2 separate regions of the Homo sapiens genome follow, and region 1 is linked to region 2. A link is a loop called in an ENCODE intact Hi-C map of the cell type or tissue named here. Cell type or tissue: endothelial cell of umbilical vein. All regions are shown on one strand. Each heading gives the region's core, and the rest is flanking DNA. Links, peaks and the distances in the headings are about the cores only.

Region 1 (10,596 bases), core at 1-2,500, 390 kb before region 2:
AGCACTTCTTATAATTTCATTGCCAGGAATGGTGACTATACTTTGAGAAATATTTTATATTATAAGTATGATAGAACTTTGGAAACCTCAAAACCTGTGCCTACTTTCAAAATTTTATTAATTATGAAATGCATACTTAAAATGTTTGTTCACTGAGCAATGATTAGCTATTTGTCTGCATCATTTATAATGTCTTTGTGAATAAACATTCTAACTTGTAGGCAATGCTTTGCATCTGTTATTTTGCAAATAAAAGAAAAATTTGTTTCTCATGACCACTATTAAATCTGTTGACTTAAAAAAGTACATATTTTTGTGATTCTCAACATCATATCAGACTTTTCTTTCTTGACACATGAAATTGAAATAATATCACTAATATTACAATTAATCATAGAGACATGGGGGTGGATGTTCAAGGACTTGAAAAGCTGTATCTCACACTGTCTAATATGTGAAAGCATTAGGTTGTCTTTTAGGGAAATTACTTGTTATTATTCAGACATATCCCATCCACTTCAAAGTTGGTCCTAAGCAATGAGAAGTGAAAATTATTAAAATGAAGTTTGCATATATTAGGTGCTCAGAGTACTAAATAAAACAATTTACTTTTACATCAGAAAATAGAATTCAACGACTTAACATTAAATGGTCCAAGGTCAATGTCACCAACATATAACTTGCAACAGACAGAATAAGAGATCAGGACATATGATTTAGTAGTAAGCTACTGTAGGAATATTCACTTGCAGAGTTTTGTTGTTTTGTTTTTTTTTTTTAGACTTTATGGGCCACATTTTTAGCTTGAGGGCCATACAAAAATGGGCCACAGACCGCATACTGCCCCTGATTATAATAAAAACATATGTCAAACTATGAGTAAGATTGATTCCTGGTTTTAAACATTGTGTTAGTAATTTAGGTGACAACTTTTTTGGTTAGGGCAACTCTCCATTCGGCCACTTGATGGCAGCATTTACTATGTGCTAACATTGAACTTCAATTTTTTTTTTTTTTTTTTTTTTTTTTCTCCTCTTTAGGTTGTTCAGCCTCGTTTAACATTGGTGGTGGAAAAAAGATTGATAGCAATGCAAATGTATTTATAACCACGAGAGATAGCCACCTTCCACCCCAATTAGCCTTTGCATTGATTTACTGAGGAAAAACATCTATTACCGAAAAAGTCTTACAGATTAGTGTTGCATTATTTTGTTACAGTTGAAATATCTGTAGGAAAAGTGATCTCACAGATCTCATTTTAATCTAACCAAAAATGTACTTTCCCCAATAATTAAAAAAAAAAAGATTTATCATTGAGAATGCAGCTCTGGTTCAGAATGCTATACTACAGCTTTTCCCCTTAAAGCTATATACTTAGTTATTTGAATATTTTTTAATAATGAGCTTGTGTCACATTTTAGGTCTTTAAAAAGAGATTTATTCATGAGCTGTTGCTTGAATAAAGCCATTGATCTACCAAAAAAATTTCCTATTTCTCAATTTCTTTGTGAGAATATAATTACGATCTGAATTAGTCTTTAAAAAAAATAAAAGAGCATACTGCTTCCTGAAATACATTTTGTACCCCCCAAATAATGGAGCTGCAGCTGAGACTTTTCCTGCAGAAAAAAAAAAACTTACCAGTAATGATTCTATAAACATCCTGGCAACAACTTTCTAGGGGAGGGTTCACTAGGAGAACTCCCATTTGAGATTTACATGGAGCACAAATTGGTAAATTTATAAGGCGGTTACGATTTCGTGCTTTTGGCTTGAAAGGAGGGAATCATTTTTTTGTTTGTTTTTAAACCACCCCTTCTTCTCCTCTGGCCCCTTATTTCTCCCAAAAAAAATGGCATTTGGAAGAGTTTGGTGGCTTTACTTTCCTTTTTTTTTCTGCTCCATGATTGGAGAAGATTCCCATATTATAATATATTGCCATTTGAATTTATATGTCAGAGCAAGGTTAAAGTACTCAACAGTAGAGTTGTAAAGGAGGCTCTTCTGGGGCCACTGGGCCTGTGTAAATGGCAAGAATGTAGCATGGGAAGTCTTGGACCATGAGTTTATATAAATAACTTTGTGGGTGGATATAAATATTCTGGGGAGGCGATTCCAGCTCTGCTGTTTTCACAGGCTCAACTCTATTTTCCTGAGCTCTGTGTATGTTTACTTACATACAATTGTATATTTCCTTCTGTTTATACACAGTTGGGTTTTCTGGCCCTATATAAGGAGATTTATGTTCCACACACATTCTTCCTATAGCTCATCTCACGCTAGTTAAACATTTTTTATAAAAGAAAACTAATGCAAGATTACCGTAGAAACCTTAGAAAATATGGATAAGTGAAAATAAATAAAAGCATATATCTTACCATGCTATTATTTGTTACAGTCTAGCACTCCCTCTATATATATGTATGCACACACACACATACATACACACACTTACAAATAAATACAAATCTATATTATAAAAATTAGACCATGCACTAGTTTTGCACAGGTTTTTCCCAACCCAGCTGAATACAATTTCTATTGCTATACAATTCACTTCTATTCCTCTTCTTTTTAACACAAGAATATATTTCTTATTATGCTTCACCTTTATATTTCTTATTATGAGGAATACTACTTGGCTTGGATTCCTGGAAAAGATACTACCTGACTTGGACCCCTGGTATGATCGTGTCCCTGTGGGAATTCATACAGAGGACCCAACCACAGACGGCCTGATGACAACAGGGAATACTTTCAAAATTATATAGGAAGTTGAATGCTAGATTTGACAGGCTTAATTGCTGATATGTTCAGTTTCGAATGAAATCAATGTGGGAAAGAAAAAGGAAATAATAGCTCTGACAGCTTTCCCAATCTGCAGCATTTGCTGTCTGTAAAGTCTTGTTAAATTCTAGCCAGCAGTTTAGGAAGGAAAAGCTGAAGTGAATGCACCAGAGAGGGGCTGACTGTCCTTTTAGGAGAGGCTTGTTTTCAATCTGCCTGGTGCTCAGAGATATCGAGTGCCCACAGGACAATGCTGTCCCTCCCACTGGTGATGAAAGGTACTGGGAACTTGTTACCTATAAATGCCAACTGTAAGTTGCAACAGCTTCAGCAACAGCTGTCTCGCCAATTACCCAGTGGTGTGTGTGTGTGCATTCCTGCATTCATGCACATTGTTTCATTTATGTTGACTCTTCTGGTTAGCATAGTCTAATCAAAGGCCAACCACTGGAACCTGGGTCAGTGTACCTGGCCTCCCAGTGTGTGGTGTCTGAATACAGGGACCTAGTTTGATTATAGTGAGATTTACTCCATTATCCTCAGCTGTATCTCATTTAAGGCTGGACAAAAAGGTCTCAGAAAAGCGAATGAAGCATAGAAGTGCTGGTGGTTTGATATGAGGGTAGGAGTAGAGAAAATGTGAAAGTTATTGAGGCGTTCCTGCTTGTCAGAACATTTTGGGAGTCTCCCTAAATTCTGAAGCCAACTTAGGGTTGAGCAAGTTTGTTCAATGAGCTTGGTAAGCCCTGTAGCCTAAAGACTGGTTCTGGGTTTATAATAGTAGAGTGCTGTGTTTTTTTGTTGTTTTATTTGTTGTTGTTTTTTTTTTGTTTTATTTGTTGTTTTGCCATTTGCAAGTGTTGAACTCATGTGAATTTTTTATCTGTTCAATAAAAAATTACCCAGAGAGTTGAAATTGGCATTGATTTTTAATTTCTACAGAAGTTATTACAGATATATATCAGTGTCAATTAAAACAGTTTCATTGCGTACTACATATAGGAAATCAAATTTCATAATTGCATTTAGCATATGGGCAGTAGTACTGATTTCAGAGATTAAAGGTCATTGGTGATTAGGCTCTGAGTTTAAATAAAATTACATTATATTTTTTCCTCTTCCTCCTAGATTGCAAACATGATGGACAGGAAATGCTGGCATGACTTAGAATTACCTAGTAAAAGTCATGTTGATGCCTGTTTTCTGTTTGCCTTCTTTCTTGCACCCCATCCTCCATAATTGCAAAGATAACTTGAAGGTAAACGTGTTTTTTTTTTTTTTTTTGAGGCAGATCTCACTCTGTCGCCCAGGCTGGAGTGCAGTGGCGCGATCTCGGCTCACTGCAGCCTCTGCATCCCGTGTTCAAGTGATTCTCCAACCTCTGCCTCCCTGGTAGCTGGGACTATAGGCATCCACCACCACGCCTGGCTAATTTTTGTTTTTTTTTTGGTAGAGACAAGGAGGTTTCACCACGTTGGCCAGGCTGGTCTCGAACTCCTGACCTCAACGGATCCACCCACTTTGGCCTCCCAAAGTGCTGGGATTACAGGTATGAGCTACTGTGCCCGGCCCATATCATTGTTTATTATTATTATTATTATTATACTTTAAGTTTTAGGGTACATGTGCACAATGTGCAGGTTTGTTACATATGTATACATGTGCCATGTTGGTGTGCTGCACCCATTAACTCGTCATTTAGCATTAGGTATATCTCCTAATGCTATCCCTCCCCCCTCCCCCCACCCCACAACAGTCCCCGGTGTCTGATATTCCCCTTCCTGTGTCCATGTGTTCCCATTGTTCCCACCTATGAGTGAGAACATGCGGTGTTTGGTTTTTTGTCCTTGCGATAGTTTGCTGAGAATGATGGTTTCCAGCTTCATCCATGTCCCTAGAAAGGAAATGAACTCATCATTTTTTATGGCTGCATAGTATTCCATGATGTATATGTGCCACATTTTCTTAATCTAGTCTATCATTGTTGGACTTTTGGGTTGGTTCCAAGTCTTTGCTATTGTGAATAGTGCCACAATAAACATACGTGTGCATGTGTCTTTATAGCAGCATGATTTATAATACTTTGGGTATATACCCAGTAATAGGATGGCTGGGTCAAATGGTATTTCTAGTTCTAGATCCCTGAGGAATCGCCACACTGACTTCCACAATGGTTGAACTAGTTTACAGTCCCACCAACAGTGTAAAAATGTTCCTATTTCTCCACATCCTCTCCAGCAACTGCTGTTTCCTGACTTTTTAATGATCGCCATTCTAACTGGGGTGAGACAGTATCTCATTGTGGTTTTGATTTGCATTTCTCTGATGGCCAGTGATGATGAGCATTTTTTCATGTGTTTTTTGGCCGCATGAAAGTCTTCTTTTGAGAAGTGTCTGTTCCTATCCTTTGCCCACTTTTTGATGGGGTCGTTTGTTTTTTCTTGTAAATTTGTTAGAGTTCATTGTAGATTCTGGATATTAGCCCTTTGTCAGATGAGTAGGTTGTGAAAATTTTCTCCCATTCTGTAGGTTGTCTGTTCACTCTGATGGTGGTTTCTTTTGCTGTGCAGAAGCTCTTTAGTTTAATTAGATCCTATTTGTCAATTTTGGCTTCTGTTGCCATTGCTTTTGGTGTTTTAGACATGAAGTCCTTGCCTATGCCTATGTCCTGAATAGTATTGCCTAGGTTTTCTTCTAGGGTTTTTATGGTTTTAGGTCTAACATGTAAGTCTTTAATCCATCTTGAATTAATTTTTGTATAAGGTGTAAGGAAGGGATCATTTCAACTTTCTACATATGGCTAGCCAGTTTTCCCAGCACCATTTATTAAATAGGGAATCCTTTCCCCATTGCTTGTTTTTGTCAGGTTTGTCAAAGATCAGATGGTTGTAGATATGCAGCATTATTTCTGAGGGCTCTGTTCTGTTCCATTGGTTTATATCTCTGTTTTGGTACCAGTACCATGCTGTTTTGGTTACTGTAGCCTTGTAGTGTAGTTTGAAGTCAGGTAGCGTGATACCTCCAGCTTTGTTCTTTTGGCTTAGGATTGACTTGGTGATGCGGGCTCTTTTTTGGTTCCATATGAACTTTAAAGTAGTTTTTTCCAATTCTGTGAAGAAAGTCATTGGTAGCTTGATGGGGATGGCATTGGACCTATAAATTACCTTGGGCAGTATGGCCATTTTCATGATATTGATTCTTCCTACCCATGAGCATGGAATGTTCTTCCATTTGTTTGTATCCTCTTTTATGTCATTGAGCAGTGGTTTGTAGTTCTCCTTGAAGAGGTCTTTCACATCCCTTGTAAGTTGGATTCCTAGGTATTTTATTCTCTTAGAAGCAATTGTGAATGGGAGTTCACTCATGATTTGGCTTTCTGTTTGTCTGTTAATGGTGTATAAGAATGCTTGTGATTTTTGCACATTGATTGTGTATCCTGAGACTTTGCTGAAGTTGCTTATCAGCTTAAGGAGATTTTGGGCTGAGACGATGGGGTTTTCTAAATATACAATCATGTCATCTGCAAACGGACAATTTGACTTCCTCTTTTCCTAATCAAATACCCTTTATTTCCTACTCCTGTCTGATTACCCTGGCCAGAACTTCCAACACTATGTTGAATAGGAGTGGTGAGAGAGGGAATCCCTGTCTTGTGCCAGTTTTCAAAGGGAATGCTTCCAGTTTTTGTCCATTCAGTATGATATTGGCTGTGGGTTTGACATAGATAGCTCTTATTATTTTGAGATACATCCCATCAATACCTAATTTATTGAGAGTTTTTAGCATGAAGGATTGTTGAATTTTGTCAAAGGCCTTTTCTGCATCTATTGAGATAATTGTGGTTTTTGTCTTTGGTTCTGTTTATATGCTGGATTACATTTATTGATTTGTGTATGTTGAACCAGCCTTGCATCCCAGGGATGAAGCCCACTTGATCATGGTGGATAAGCTTTTTGATGTGTTGCTGGATTCGGTTTGCCAGTATTTTATTGAGGATTTTCGCATCGATGTTCATCAAGGATATTGGTCTAAAATTCTCTTTTTTTGTTGTGTCTCTGCCTGGCTTTGGTATCAGGATGATGCTGACCTCATAAAATGAGTTAGGGAGATTCCCTCTTTTTCTATTGATTGGAATAGTTTCAGAAGGAATGGTACCAGCTCCTCTTTGTACCTCTGGTAGAATTCAGCTGTGAATCCATCTGGTCCTAGACTTTTTTTGGTTGGTAAGCTATTAATTATTGCCTCAATTTCAAAGCCTGTTATTGGTCTATTCAGAGATTCAACTTCTTCCTGGTTTAGTCTTGGGAGAGTGTATGTGTCGAGGAATTTTTCCATTTCTTCTAGGTTTTCTAGTTTATTTGCGTAGAGGTGTTTATAGTATTCTCTGATGGTAGTTTGTATTTCTGTGGGATTGGTGGCGATATCCCCTTTGTCATTTTTTATTGCGTCTATTTGATTCTTCTCTCTTTTCTTCTTTATTAGTCTTGCTAGTGGTCTATCAATTTTCTTGATCTTTTCAAAAAACCAGCTCCTGGATTCATTGATTTTTTGAAGGGTTTTTTGTGTCTCTATTTCCTTCAGTTCTGCTCTGATGTTAGTTATTTCTTGCCTTCTGCTAGCTTTTGAATGTGTTTGCTCTTGCTTCTCTAGTTCTTTTAATTGTGATGTTAGGGTGTCAATTTTAGATCTTTCCTGCTTTCTCTTGTGGGCATTTAGTGCTATGAATTTCCCTCTACACACTGCTTTGAATGTGTCCCAGAGATTCTGGTATGTTGTGTCTTTGTTCTCGTTGGTTTCAAAGAACATCTTTATTTCTGCCTTCATTTCTTTATGTATCCAGTAGTCATTCAGGAGCAGGTTGTTCAGTTTCCATGTAGTTGAGCGGTTTTGAGTGAGTTTCTTAATCCTGAGTTCTAGTTTGATTGCACTGTGGTCTGAGAGAAAGTTTATTATAGTTTCTGTTCTTTTACATTTGCTGAGGAGTGCTTTACTTCCAACTATGTGGTCAATTTTGGAAAAGGTGTGGTGTGGTGCTGAAAAGAATGTATACTCTGTTGAATTGGGGTGGAGAGTTCTGTAGATGTCTATTAGGTCTGCTTGGTGCAAAGCTGAGTTCAATTGCTGGGTATCCTTGTTAACTTTCTGTCTCGTTGATCTGTCTAATGTTGACAGTGGGGTGTTAAAGTCTCCTGTTATTATTGTGTGGGAGTCTAAGTCTCTTTGTAGGTCACTAAGGACTTGCTTTATGAATCTGGGTGCTCCTGTATTGGGTGCATATATATTTAGGATAGTTAGTTCTTCTTGTTGAATTAATCCCTTTACCATTATGTAATGGCCTTCTTTGTCTCTTTTGATCTTTGTTGGTTTAAAGTCTGTTTTATCCGAGACTAGGATTACAACCCCTGCCTTTTTTTGTTTTCCATTTGCTTGGTAGATCTTCCTCCATCCCTTTGTTTTGAGCCTATGTGTGTCTCTGCACATGAGATGGGTTTGCTGAATACAGCACACTGATGGGTCTTGACTCTTTATCCAATTTGCCAGTCTGTGCCTTTTAATTGGAGCATTTAGCCAATTTACATTTAAGTTTAGTATTGTTATGTGTGAATTTGATCCTGTCATTATGATGATAGCTGTTTATTTTGCTCGTTAGTTAATGCAGTTTCTTCCTAGCCTTCATGGTCTTCACAATTTGGCATGTTTTTGCAGTGGCTGGTACTGGTTGTTCCTTTCCATGTTTAGTCCTTCCTTCAGGAGCTCTTTTAGGGCAGGCCTGGTGGTGAAAAAATCTCAGCATTTGCTTGTCTGTAAAGTATTTTATTTCTCCTTCACTTACGAAGTTTAGTTTGGCTGGATATGAAATTCTGGGCTGAAAATTCTTTTCTTTAAGAATGTTGAATATTGGCCCCCACTCTCTTCTGGCTTGTAGAGTTTCTGCCTAGAGATCAGCTGTTAGTCTGATGGGCTTCCCTTTGTGGGTAACCCGACCTTTCTCTCTGGCTGCCCTTAACTTTTTTTCCTTCATTTCAACTTTGGTGAATCTACCAATTATGTGTCTTGGAGTTGCTCTTCTCGAGGAGTATCTTTGTGGCATTCTCTGTATTTCCGGAATTTGAATGTTGGCCTGCCTTGCTAGATTGGGGAAGTTCTCCTGGATAATATCCTGCAGAGTGTTTTCCAACTTGGTTCCATTCTCCCCGTCACTTTCAGGTACACCCATTAGACATAGATTTGGTCTTTTCACATAGTCCCATATTTCTTGGAGGCTTTGTTCATTTCTTTTTATTCTTTTTTCTCTAAACTTCTCTTCATGCTTCATTTCATTCATTTCGTCTTCCATTACTGACACCCTTTCTTCCAGTTGATCGCATGGTTACTGAGGCTTGTGCATTCGTCACGTAGTTCTCATGCCTTGGTTTTCAGCTCCATCAGGTCCTTTAAGGACTTCTCTGCATTGGTTATTCTAGTTATCCGTTCGTCTAATTTTTTTTCAAAGTTTTTAGCTTCTTTGCCATTGGCTTGAACTTCCTCCTTTAGCTCGGAGTAGTTTGACCTTCTGAAGCCTTCTTCTCTCAACTCGTCAGAGTCGTTCTCTGTCCAGCTTTGTTCTGTTGCTGGTGAGGAGCTGTGTCCCTTTGGAGGAGGAGAGGTGCTCTGATTTTTAGAGTTTCTGGTTTTTCTGCTCTGTTTTTTCCCCATCTTTGTGGTTTTATCTACCTTTGGTCTTTGATGATGGTGATGTACAGATGGGGTTTTGGTGTGGATGGCCTTTCTGTTTGTTAGTTTTCCTTCTAACAGTCAGGACCCTCAGCTGCAGGTCTGTTGGAGTTTGCTGGAGATCCACTCCAGACCCTCTTTGCCTGGGTATCAGCAGCAGTGGCTGCAGAACAGCGGATATTGGTGAACTGCAAATGCTGCTGCCTGATCGTTCCTCTGGAAGTTTTGTCTCAGAGGAGTACCTGGCTGTGTTAGGTGTCAGTCCGCCCCTACGGGGGGTGTCTTCCAGTTAGGCTGCTTGGGGGTCAGGGACCCACTTGAGGAGGCAGTCTGCCGGTTCTCAGATCTCAAGCTGCGTGCTGGGAGAACCACTACTCTCTTCAAAGCTGTCAGACAGGGACATTTAAGTCTGCAGAGTTTATTGCTGTCTTTTGTTTGTCTGTGCTTTGCCCCCAGAGGTGGAGCCTACAGAGGCAGGCAGGCCTCCTTGAGCTGTGGTGGACTCCACCCAGTTCGAGCTTCCTGGCTGCTTTGTTTACCTGCTCAAGCTTGGGCAATTGCGGGCACCCCTACCCCAGCCTCACTGCTGCCTTGCAGTTTGATCTCAGAATGCTGTGCTAGCAATGAGCGAGGCTCTGTGGGCATAGGACCCTCTGAGCCAGGTGTGGGATATAATCTCCTGGTGTGCCGTTTGTTAAGCCCATTGGAAAAGCGCAATGTTAAGGTGGGAGTGACCCGATTTTCCAGGTGCCGTCTGTTACCCCTTTCTTTGACTAGGAAAGGGAATTCCCTGACCCCTTGTGCTTCCCGGGTGAGGCGATGCCTCGCCCTGCTTTGGCTCACACATGGTGTGCTGCACCCACTGTCCTGCACCCACTGTCTGGCACTCCCCAGTGGGATGAACCCAGTACCTCAGTTGGAAATGCAGAAATCACCCATCTTCTGTGTCGCTCACGCTGGGAACTGTAGATTGGAGCTGTTCCTATTCTGCCATCTTGGCTCCACCCTCCGTATCATTGTTTTAACAGTGAGAACAATCATACCAATATGAGTAATAAAAAACAAATGGGCACTTTGGCTTTGATTTACAAAAAT
Region 2 (11,230 bases), core at 1,496-3,995:
AAAAACAAACAAACAAACAAAAAATTCCAAGCATAGTGTCTCTTGCCTGTAATCCCAGCACTTTGGGAGGCTGAGGTGGGAAGATTGCTTGAGCCCAGGAGTTTGAGATCAGCATGGACAACATAGTGAGACCCCATATCTAAAACATAAAAATAAAAAAAAAATTAGTTGAGCATGGTGGCACGTACCTGTAGCCCCAGCTACTCAGGAGGCCAAGGTGGGAGGATTGCTTGAACCCAGGGGACTGAGGCTGTAGTGTGTTGTGATCATGCCACTGCATTCCAGCCTGGACAACAAAGTGAGGCCTTGTCTCATAAAAATAAATTATTTTTTATTAGTAAGTAAACATAAAGGAAAGTAATGCTATATGGAAAATGAAATGAAGAAGCAAGTAATAGAAAAAGAAAGGCCAACCACCTCTTAACCATATGAATATATGGTCAAACATGTTGGTAGCAAGGAAATGTAAAATAAAATATAAATGAGATCTCACTTTCTATTCTTCACATTGAAAACTAATATCAAGTGCTGGTGAGAATATAGGGCAACATACTTTGCTGGTAGAATAAAGAATTGCTACAACCTTTATGAAAAGAATCTATCAATACCCATTGACCTAGACATCCCAATTTTGAAAATATACAAAAAGATGAGTAGGTAAAGTCGGAAGTACAAATATGTTTAAGGCAGTCATATTTAAACTACAAAAATTATTAAAACAACCCAAAACGCTATTGATAAGGAAATGCTTGGTTAAGTTATGGTCAATATAGTGACTGGTATGCAACTATTTTAAAATGGGCCCTATAAGTATTTGCTTAGAGGCAGTTATATAATGTATTGCTTAATTTAAAAAGCAAATTATAGAGTGTTATGTAGAATATAGCCACCTTTAAAAAAAACACAATAAATTATAGACATGTGAACATGAATGTGCATTTGTGTATGTATGTGTTTTATTAAGAAAAGTATAGAAAGGTATACAAAAACAGAAATAGGTTTAGAGGAAAGAAAAGTGAAGAATATTAACATTTCACTTCTATAAGCCTATATTGTTGAGCTTATTAAAATAAGCATGTATTATTTTTGTAAATAAAATTTAATAAAATTAAAAGGAGCAAAAAGGGCAATTAATTTTAGAGCTATAATTTACAGGTGTATTTCAATTAGGGTTCTCTAAAGAAGCAGAATCAATAGGGTGTGTGTGTGTATGTGTGTGTGTAGATGTTCATATATAACTATATAATATATAATGTATAACTATAATACAATTATATGAATATATATATAGGTATATAGACAGACTGACAAATTTTAAGGAATTTGATTATGGGGGCTGGCAAGTCCAAAATCAGCAGGGTAGGCTAGTAGGCTGGAAACTCAAGCAGGAGTCTTGAGATAGAATTTCTTATTTTCTGAGAAACCTCAGTTTTTGCTTTTTTAAGGCAACTGCTTGCGTGAGGCCCACCCACATTATTGATGGTAATTTTTTTATGTAAAGTCAACTGATTGTAGAGAGTAACCTTGTCTACAAAAATATCTTCACAGTACCACCTAGATTAGTGTTTCAATAAATAACTGGGTACTATAGCCTAATCAAATTGACACATAAGACTAACCATCACAGTCCACCTCTTGTCAAATTGGCAGCCATACACATCTCCTTACAACACACTTAATCTCCAAAGTAAAAACAATAAAACAGTAACAAGTCACACTTTTATTGTATCCACCTAACATGATACAACTATGTAGTGTATGACAAAAAAATATACTCTTTCCCCAAAGGGATGCAAAGTCCTTGGATAATGTTCACTCTTCTCTTTGATGTCCTGTAACTTAAATGCTATGGTGGAAAGGTAGCTATTATTTAATATGTCTTATGTCATTATGATAAGAGGAGAGAAAAGAAAACAGAGATATTTGCCATACATACACACAAACACACCTACACTTACACACATACATACACACAAATTTATAACAAAATAAGAAAATAGGCAGGGCATGTTAGCTGACAGCTGTAATCCCAGCACTTTGGGAGGCTGAGGCAGATAGATCACTTGAGGTCAGGAGTTTGAGACCAGCCTGGCCAACATGGCAAAACCCCTTCTCTACTAAAAATACAAAAATTAGCTGGGTGTGGTGACACTCCTCTGTAATTCTGGCTACTCAGGAGGCTGAGGCATGAGAATTTCTTGAACCCAGGAGGCACGGGTTGCAGTGAGCCAAGATCACACCACTGCACTCTAGCCTGGGTGAAGGAGTGAGACTCTGTCTCAAAAAAAAACCACCAAAATAAGAAAATAAGGAAGAAAGGCTTGTAACAATTTCAATTTTTATTTATGCAAATGGTCACATCGTTTTAGCTGGTATTTAAACTACCTTCTTCCACTATGCCCTTTACCTGGTGGAGTGACACAAACTTCTATTCCTAAAGGATCTAGGTCATTAATAGTGCTGCCTGAATTGTGATGTTGCAGTTTTCCATTAACATTAATCACAAGGCATGATAATACTAAGAGATGCCCTAAGGGAGCTCCTATATTTCAGACATACTCTTCCTTCTCTCCATTATGTAGTAGCAGGCCAATTTTCCCTTGGTAATCAGGATCAATCACATCAGTCAGTATACAAACAGGTATATTTTTTGCCCGTTGAGTCAGAAGCATGAGGAACCCAAAGTGGCCAGTGGCTATCTTAACATCCAGTTCAGTAGAATCATTGTTTTGTCTCCTGGTGGAAACATTTCTCCCTTTGGAACTAAGACCTCTAAGGTCAGCAGAGTATGAGATCATGGAGACAGGAAACAAAATGTTGCCAGTGTGTCACCAGGGGTAATGATCAGTGGTGCTACTCACATTTCCACTCATTTCCTTGATTTCTGTATTCATGAATCCTGGCTGTGGGAGAAACAGCACCAGATCTTGGATGCTGATTTAGAGCATATACAGCCTCCTGAAATACACTGGCCAAGTTCTCTAAGGTATTGTCACCCAACTGGCATTGCAATTGAGTCTTCAAAAGCCTATCCTACCATTTTATCAAGGCAGCTGCTTCAGGATGATAGAAAACATAGTAAGACCAGTGAATTCCATAAGCATGTGCCTGTTGCTACACTTTATTTTCTGTGAAGTGGGTGGGTTATTGGATCAGAAGCAATGCTGGGAAATGCCATGATGGTGGATAAGTCATCCTGTAAGTCCACAGATGGTAGTTTTGGCAGAATCAGTGCATGCAAGGAGGCAATTCTGTATCTAGAGTGTCTATTCTGGTAAGATCACAGCACTTCCCCTTCCACGATGGAAGCACTCCAATATCATCAACCTTCCACTAGATGGCTAGCTGGTCACCCCAGAGAATGGTGCCATATTGGGACTCAGTGTTGTTCTTGGCTGCCGGCAGATTGATCACTCAGTGATGGCTGTTGTCAGGTCAGCTTTGGTGAATAGAAGTCCATGTTGCTGAATCCATCCTTGCCATCATGGCCACTTTGTTCATGAGCCCACTAGGCAATGGCAGAAGTGGCTGGAAACAGAGGCTATTATCCACAGAAAGAGTCATCCTATACACTTGATTATTAAAATACTCCTCTGCTGAATTTACTCCTTGGTGAGCATTCACATGGGACACAAATATCTTCACATTTTTGCTCATTCAGAGAGGTTCTCCAGAAAAGCAGAACCAATAGGATGTGTGTGTGTGCATATGCCTCTTCTCCAAGCCTCCCTGTCACCATTTTTGAATCGGGTTTCTTCCAAGTTCCTGACCATCCAGCTAAAACATTAGCCACAACTCATGAATTGATATATACTTGTACTTCTGCCATTTCTCCTTCCAAGTAAATGAACAACCAGGTACATTTCTTGAAGTTCTGCTCACTGTGGAGATTTCCCTTCACCATTGTCCTTTAGGAATGTCCTATAAAGGACTATAGTGCTGTAGATGTCTATTTTTGGATTATGCCTACATATTGTACAGGACCATCTGTAATTCAGACTTGAGTGTTTTGCCTCCACAGTCATTGATTTTAGGGAAAATCCATAAGTATGGATTGAGAAAGAATATATTGTAGCAGGTGTGGAGACCATGGGCATTTGGGCCATTTCTTCATGAAACTTATGGCTTGGTGGGTCAGATAACACTTAGTTCATGATGGGCAATTCAGATGGCATGTTAACTTGGTGGCCCATGATCAAGCATTCTGTCTCTACTAAGGCCCAGTAGCAGGCAAAAGCTGCTTCTCAAAAGGAGAGTATTTATCTGCAAAAGGTAGCAGGGCTTTGCTCCAAAATCCTAAAGGCCAGTGCTGATTTACCTATTGGGGTCTGCCAAAGACTCCAAACAGGTCTCCATCTGTGACTAACACTTCAAGCACCATTGGATCTGCTGGGTCTTATGGCCCAAGTGGTAAAGCAGCTTGTGCACCAGAATGGACCTGTTGCAGAGCCTTCTCTTATTCAGTGACCTACTCAAAACTAGCAGCTTTTTGGGTCAATCAGTAATACACTCGAATGAGGAATACGTCGCCTCTAAAATCCAAAAAGGTCCACTAAGCATTGTGCCACTTTTGGGGTTGTAAGAGAGGTCAGCTGCAAAAACTTATTCCTCATCTTAGAAGGGATATCTTGACATGCTCCACAACACTGCACTGCTAGAAATTTCCTTGTGGTAGAAGGCCCCTAGATTTTTGTGAAACATATTTTTTACCCTCTGACTTGCAAATGTCTTACCAATAAGTCTAGAATAGTGTTGCTTCTTGCTCACTAGATCTAATCAGCATAATGCCATCAATGTAGTAGATTAATGTGATATCTTGTGAAGGGAAAGGCAATCAAGATCTCTGCACAATAAACTATAACACGGGGCTAGAAAGCTGATATGTCCCTGAGGTAGGACAGTGAAGGTGTGTTGCTGGTTTTGTTAGCTGAAAGCAAACTGCTTCTGGTATACTTTACTAAAAAACAGGAGAAGCCATTTGTCAAATCAATACCTGCATACCAGATACAAATGCATACATTACCTCGTTCTAGCAATGAAATTCATCTACCAGAGCAGCTGCAATCAGAGTCACTATCTGGTTAAGCCACTGTCATTCTCCAAAATTTGTGTTCAGTACAGCCCAAATAAGCAAGTTTGATGAGGATGTGATAACAATCACTACCCCTTCATCACTCAAGTCCTTGATGGTGTCACTAATCTCTGCAATCCTTTCAGGAATGCAGTATTGCTTTTGGTTTATTATTTCCTAGATAGAGGCAGTTCTCATGGATTCCACTTGTCCTTTTCTGCATAATAGCCCTCAACCCACAGGTCAGGGAGCTAACATGGAGATTCAACCAGTTACCAGGTATGTTCAAATTATGTATTCCAGAGCTGGGGAAATAACCATATAATGAGTTCAGGAATCCACTGGACCCATTGTGAGATGGATCTGAGCTAAAACTTCATTGAACACTGATCTCCATATTTCTGTACTCGAAATGGTGGACCACAGTGACATTTTGGGTCTCCTACAGTTAATGCCAATTTATAGCCAGGTTCCAGTAATATCTGAAATATCTGCTTATTTCCTTTTTCCCAGTGAACAGTCACTCTGGTAAACAGCTATGGGTCTCTTTGGGAAAGGCTGGAAGAAAGATTAATAGTATAAGTTTTTGGCAGTGTGGTGGGGTCCTTCCTCAAGGATCCTCAGCCTCCTCTTCATTCAAGGGGTTCTGGTCTGCAAACTTGCTGAAGTCTGGGGTTTGATTGAGTGGACATGACTCTGTTTTTATTACTCAAGTTGGACTTTTGTTTACTTGACCTAAAACTCTCCACTTTTACAGATCAAGTAATAATTTAGTAGGCTTCCTACCTATTTCACTTCTAAGAACACTATGATCAACTAGCCAATGTCACAGGTCTCTGTGAGTCAGATTATTACGACTGCCCGTTTGACACTGCTGTCCATTATGATATCCGTGCCCAACTTGCCTTTTGAGATTGAATGTTACCACTTTGCCCCTGCAACCCAAGGGATCCAGTTATTCCCATGGTATCTGGGCTTCTTAATTCAGTAGTAGCAGTTCCCATGATAATTCCAACCTACAGAAAAAAGCAATCACAAAGCTCTTCAAGGATATTGGGACTCCCTTCACAAATTTATTATTCACAGTCATGATGAAAGATATATCTGTGGACCATTCTTGGGTGGGCGAGCAAGTCTTAAATGATAAATCTACCCTAAAAATACCCCAATCCTGAAGACTTTGGATTCTTTACAATATACCATGCCAGTTCTGGCATGTCAACTGTACTTATAGTGGGGCACTTTTTGGTCTATGTTTCAGCCAACCAAATAAATAGCTAAAACCCTTTCTAATCCCCCAAGCTGCAACATTAAACCCAGAATATCTGCTCAGTGAGAATATATCAATAAATTTGGCCTGATCCAACTTTATGCTTCTTCTACTATTATTCCACACCCTTAATATCCATTCCTACATGTATTCCCCAGATTCCTGCCTGTATAAATAGAAAATCATGAAGCTCTTTTGGAGGGTAGTGCATGTCCTTATAGCCACGTGTTGTACCTCACCCTTTCAGGCCTGCTGGAACTTCAGTCAAGTTATAGGTCTAAAAGCAAAAAAGGAGTGGTATAGATGGTCCCTAAGGAGAATCAACAGAAAGCCGGAACCTTGCTTCTTATAAGTTTTTGATTTGGAGTATCCAATGATACTTTGTATCATTGTATCCAGTGATATTTTGCCTATCTCTATTGCTATATCACACTGTGGACTATCAGTGCCCTCTTTACCACTGGAAATAATCATTAGTGTCTTTAAATATAATCAGATTAGAGAATCAATTACAGAAACTCCAAATCATTTCAAAGAATTGATCCTTAAGATCCTGTTCCTCTATAACCACTCTTAGTACTGAAATCTGTATCAGTCAAGGTCTCCAGAAAAATAGAACCAATAGATTAAGATAGACATATAGAGATATAGATGTTAACCATTTCTACGGTATACATTCATTGCAACATCTAGATGAGCATTCAATCAGATTATTGGGTATTACAGCCTGGCTATGTTGATAAGTAAAACTAACTATCACAAAGGAGATGACCAGTAGCTCTCATTAGAATATTATGCTTGGTTTTACCTAGGGTGAACTTTCCTGAAACAATCTAGACTGATCTAAAAACATCTTGTCTCAGTATAACTTGGACATTTTGAGGATAGGAGTGGGAAGGCAACCTGATTATACATAAAACCTTTTAAAGTAAGAAATAAAAAAAAGAGTTAAGAGGTCAATCAGGTTGGCCAATTTATTTGGTAGTTGAGGAGCTGAAGCATTTTTTAATCCATTAATATATACCCATTATGGCTGTATACTCTAACCCTTCTTAGCTGTTAAACCAGAGTTCAGAATGCCTGGATTCAACTTCTAGCTCAGCCATCTTACTCAGGCAGATTACTTCATCTCTATAAGCCCTGTTGGAAATATCTCAGGGTTAGACTTTATGCATTTCTATCACTCAAATTCATAACATTTTAACAATTTAAAAACAAATATCAAAATAATAACATATAGGTATAGATGTGGTACAAAATTTTGCTTTATTTCCAAAGGACTTGAAGAATTTACTTGTTTTCATCCAACACACTTTTGAAAACATAAATAGCAAATATAAATATATTCTCATTGGAGGAGGGTTGATGAGATTTCCCGGGAGCGATGCTCTGCATTCTAAATCTGAGGCATCCTAACAGGTCCTGTGTGCCCTTGAGTTAAGGTGGGAGTCCATGACATTTGGTATAGAAATTGTTGCCTTTGCCAAATGAAAATGAAATTGACATATTGGCTGCACAGCTTATATTCTGAATTGTGTTCCCAGGAGTACATAGCCTGTACTCTTTTTCTGTTTTCTTGTAGTAACTTAAGAAACAAGTTTATAAGTTGCCTAAAGAGTCAAGACTGCTGTTGTGAAATAGAGGTTTTCTTGAAGGAAAACTAACCCTTCTAGTCATTAAGTTTTGTTGTAATGCTCTGGATAACCTGCTCTGGAACCATTAGAGCACTTTCTATAAATATTTCTGGAGGCCTTGATAGAAAATAACTTTACATTCAAATAGAATATAGTGGAATATTTGGAAATATAACCTCTTCACCCTTTACATCAAATAAGTTGCTGTATCAAAACAAAAATAAAAGCATGAGATTTGACCATGACTTTGAGACCTGTGGCACTATTTTCCAGCAGTATAACATCAGAGTTCACTTGGTTCCTCTGAGTCTCAATTGTCTCATATAACAATGCCTACCTCTCAGTATTCTGAGATAATCTTATAATGATATATATGAGAGAGATCTGTAAACTTTACAACATTGGCAATATTAATAGTTCTCTGACAATCATATGCTCTTATAAATTCAGAACAAGTTTCAAAAGAAGCAGATGCTATTTGAGAGAACAGAATCACAATACTATCTTCTTAAAATCAAATCAAAATTTCACAGACGTAGCAACATAAATCCACAAGTGTTTATCTCTAGAAACAGTGAAATGGGAAAAGATTATCAGTCCTTTGTGCAAAGAACGTCTGGTTACAAATTCGGAAGGGTGCTGAAATGCCGGTTTTATATATCTATTTCTGCTAGGCAGAGAGACTAGTCAGGAGATAAAGGACAGAGTGCTGGAAAGCTTGGGCACAGATTTTATGGAGCAGGGAGGAATCATGAAGGTGGGAGCACCATAGACTGTTCTAATATGCGGACTGTCAGTAAATGTCAAGACTCCAACTGAAACATCTTAGTACCGATAGCATCTGTTTCCCCAGCTGGTTCTCAGCCTGAAATTGTTAAGGAAAACAACGTGGTGGCAGGAAAGGATCAGTTTGGGAAAGATTAGATTCCACTCCCGGAGCCATAGAATCAACAGGAAGTTGCTGCATGTGATCTTTATTCAAAACTAGGAGAGGAATCCAGTAGAGTACATTTGTTCTGAAATTTCTTTAGCTTGGCCCAGACTACCTGCCTTTCTCCTTAGAGATAGGACTATTCTAAATAATGATATTTAGTAAATGGTATCTCAAATGTACTGGTAATTGAAAATAAAAACCTGGATGTGATTCTTGAGACCACCTCTCAAATAGTTGTCAAACGGGTTCACTTCTCATCATTTCCACCTCTACCCTTCCAGCCTAGCCCTTTCCTGGGGGTGACACAAGTGGCATTTGAGCTGGATTTTCAATAATATAAAAGATGTCAACAAAATGGAGAGGGGAGGCAGGCAAGGAATTCAAAAGTCAAAAGAGAACAAAGACATTTTGGTAACAAACTGGAGCCTAGAATGCAGAAGGAAGCATGGTAAGATATAAATTCTGACTGCTGAAAATCTTGAATGCCACATAAGGATTTTGGACTTTATGCAAGAGACAAAAAGGTCATTTGGAGTCTTTGAAAATGGGTTTGGCAGGATTAGAACTATAAGGTAGGTATAGAAAACCAGATTTTGTTATCCATTCATCTATCTGCTGATAATAACACATTAATTATCCTCTATGTAATTTTTCCTTGCCCTTCTCCTAAGCTTTGTGCTTTGGGTGGAATTCATTTTACTCCTAGATCCACGGGTAACTCTGTGACTTAGACTTGGCACCCCCAAAATTGTTTTCCATGATCACTAAAATTGGCTTAGAATGGATGAGTGATCTGAAAAGCCAGTAAAAGTCAATGGGACTTTTGTTGATGCTATTGTGGGTCACACTGTCTTTCTTGTGAGACTCAAATCCGGGAGGTTATAGGTTGCAGCAGGTATTTATGCAATCATGTGGAGCCTGGAAATGACAGGCCCATGGGGAAGAAAACAGAGCCTGTGTCCTGGTCATGTTATCTGCGTTGCTCTCAAAACACCCAACCCTTGAGCTTTACGTGTTACCTAAGTCATTGAAATATCTTTCCTTTAGTTAGATTTTCTGCCTTTTGCAGCAGAAAGAATCCTGACTGAAACTCCAGTGAGAGAGATATGTACAACGCTAACGATGTGAGAATACAGATACCAAAGGGGCAAGAGTAAAATCTGATATATATGGGGAAAGAGGTTTTAAGAGAGGATAATTTATGGTTCCCCCTTATTTTCTATCTACAGGGTTAGCACTGTTATTGATCAACACAAGGGAGACTATTGTTTTCCTCTTATGAACCTTCACAACTGTTTAAGAACATTAAATATTAGGGTAAGTTTTCATTTGATTAGAAAGTTCTGTCTTTGTCTCCCTCTTCCAAACTATGATCAGATATAACACTCACACAAGAATAGGCTAACTCACTTATTTATGCACATTTTAAAAAATACTTAAAATATTAGGAAGCTTAAGTGAAAGAAGATAAGGCTATTATGACAAAGTAGATCCACTGTGACTCATGAAGCACAATTTTATTTGTCAGGAAATGTATGTAATTGATGCAGAGTAAATCTTTGTTGAGAAATAGCAGCTAACACTTACCAAACATTATGCTCTGAGATTCTTATATATATTAACCAGTTTAATCCTAATTATAGCTCTTTCAGGAATATATCTTTTAGTTTTAATTTACAATTCAGGAAGCTGAGCACAGATAGGATAAATACCTTGCCCTAACTTTTAATGATGCCAGAATGCGAAACTGGATAATTTAGCTGTAAAACCACGTTTAAGCACTGTACTTGGAGCAAGTGAATAAATGAATAAGCAAATAGATCATCCCTTCTTCCTAATGCTGGAAAAAACCTGGCAATTGGATGGTGTCTTTGTAACAACTCAGTTCTGTTCTCTTCAATAGAGTCATATTCTTTTAATTCCTCAGTTGCTACCTGATTATCAATTAGAAACTTTGAGGAAGCTGTATTCACTATTTCCAATCTCCCAATACAATTTAGTGCACTGAAAAGACAATTTACTCAAACAAAAAACTTGTTAAATGCTAGTATGGTAAAGTGGAGGACTAAGTGTTATTTCCTATATTATCTACTTGTAGTAAGGGAGTAGATGACTCCCTGAGAGAAAATTTGCCTAATTATGGGTCTGATATCTAGTACTTCATAGCATTTTCTGCTCATGTTGAAATGGATGCCAGGCTGCATCTGTGTGTTTTAAATGAAAGTCTTGCCCAGGAACCAGTGACAATTTGCCCAGTCCATGTTTATAGTCTACAGTATTAGGTGGGATGGGTGGCACTGTAGTCACTAATCTGACATGAA

The links. Hi-C counts contacts between places; a loop is a spot of excess contacts. Peaks named below come from ENCODE experiments on the same cell type or tissue, not always from the same donor. Only the 100,000 strongest peaks of a DNase experiment are listed, where the experiment ranks them.
Region 1: it touches region 2 in a loop (3-fold over the local background); 3 of 110 quality-filtered maps call a loop at or near these places.

Annotation. Positions count from the first base shown.
Region 1 is chr5:123,670,196-123,680,791 of GRCh38, forward strand. No RefSeq gene overlaps it. Among named protein-coding and RNA genes, the nearest start is that of CSNK1G3, 160 kb to the left of the region's middle. In endothelial cell of umbilical vein, for the core only: a CTCF peak has its summit at 961 (motif pointing right); a DNase peak (open chromatin) is centred at 986.
Region 2 is chr5:124,062,372-124,073,601 of GRCh38, forward strand. LINC01170 (long intergenic non-protein coding RNA 1170) reads right to left here. Exons shown (of 6, transcript NR_125774.1): 5 at 47-139. Among named protein-coding and RNA genes, the nearest start is that of LINC01170, 370 kb to the right of the region's middle. In endothelial cell of umbilical vein, for the core only: no CTCF peak of the experiment used is centred there; a DNase peak (open chromatin) is centred at 2,820; H3K27ac peaks cover 1,859 bases.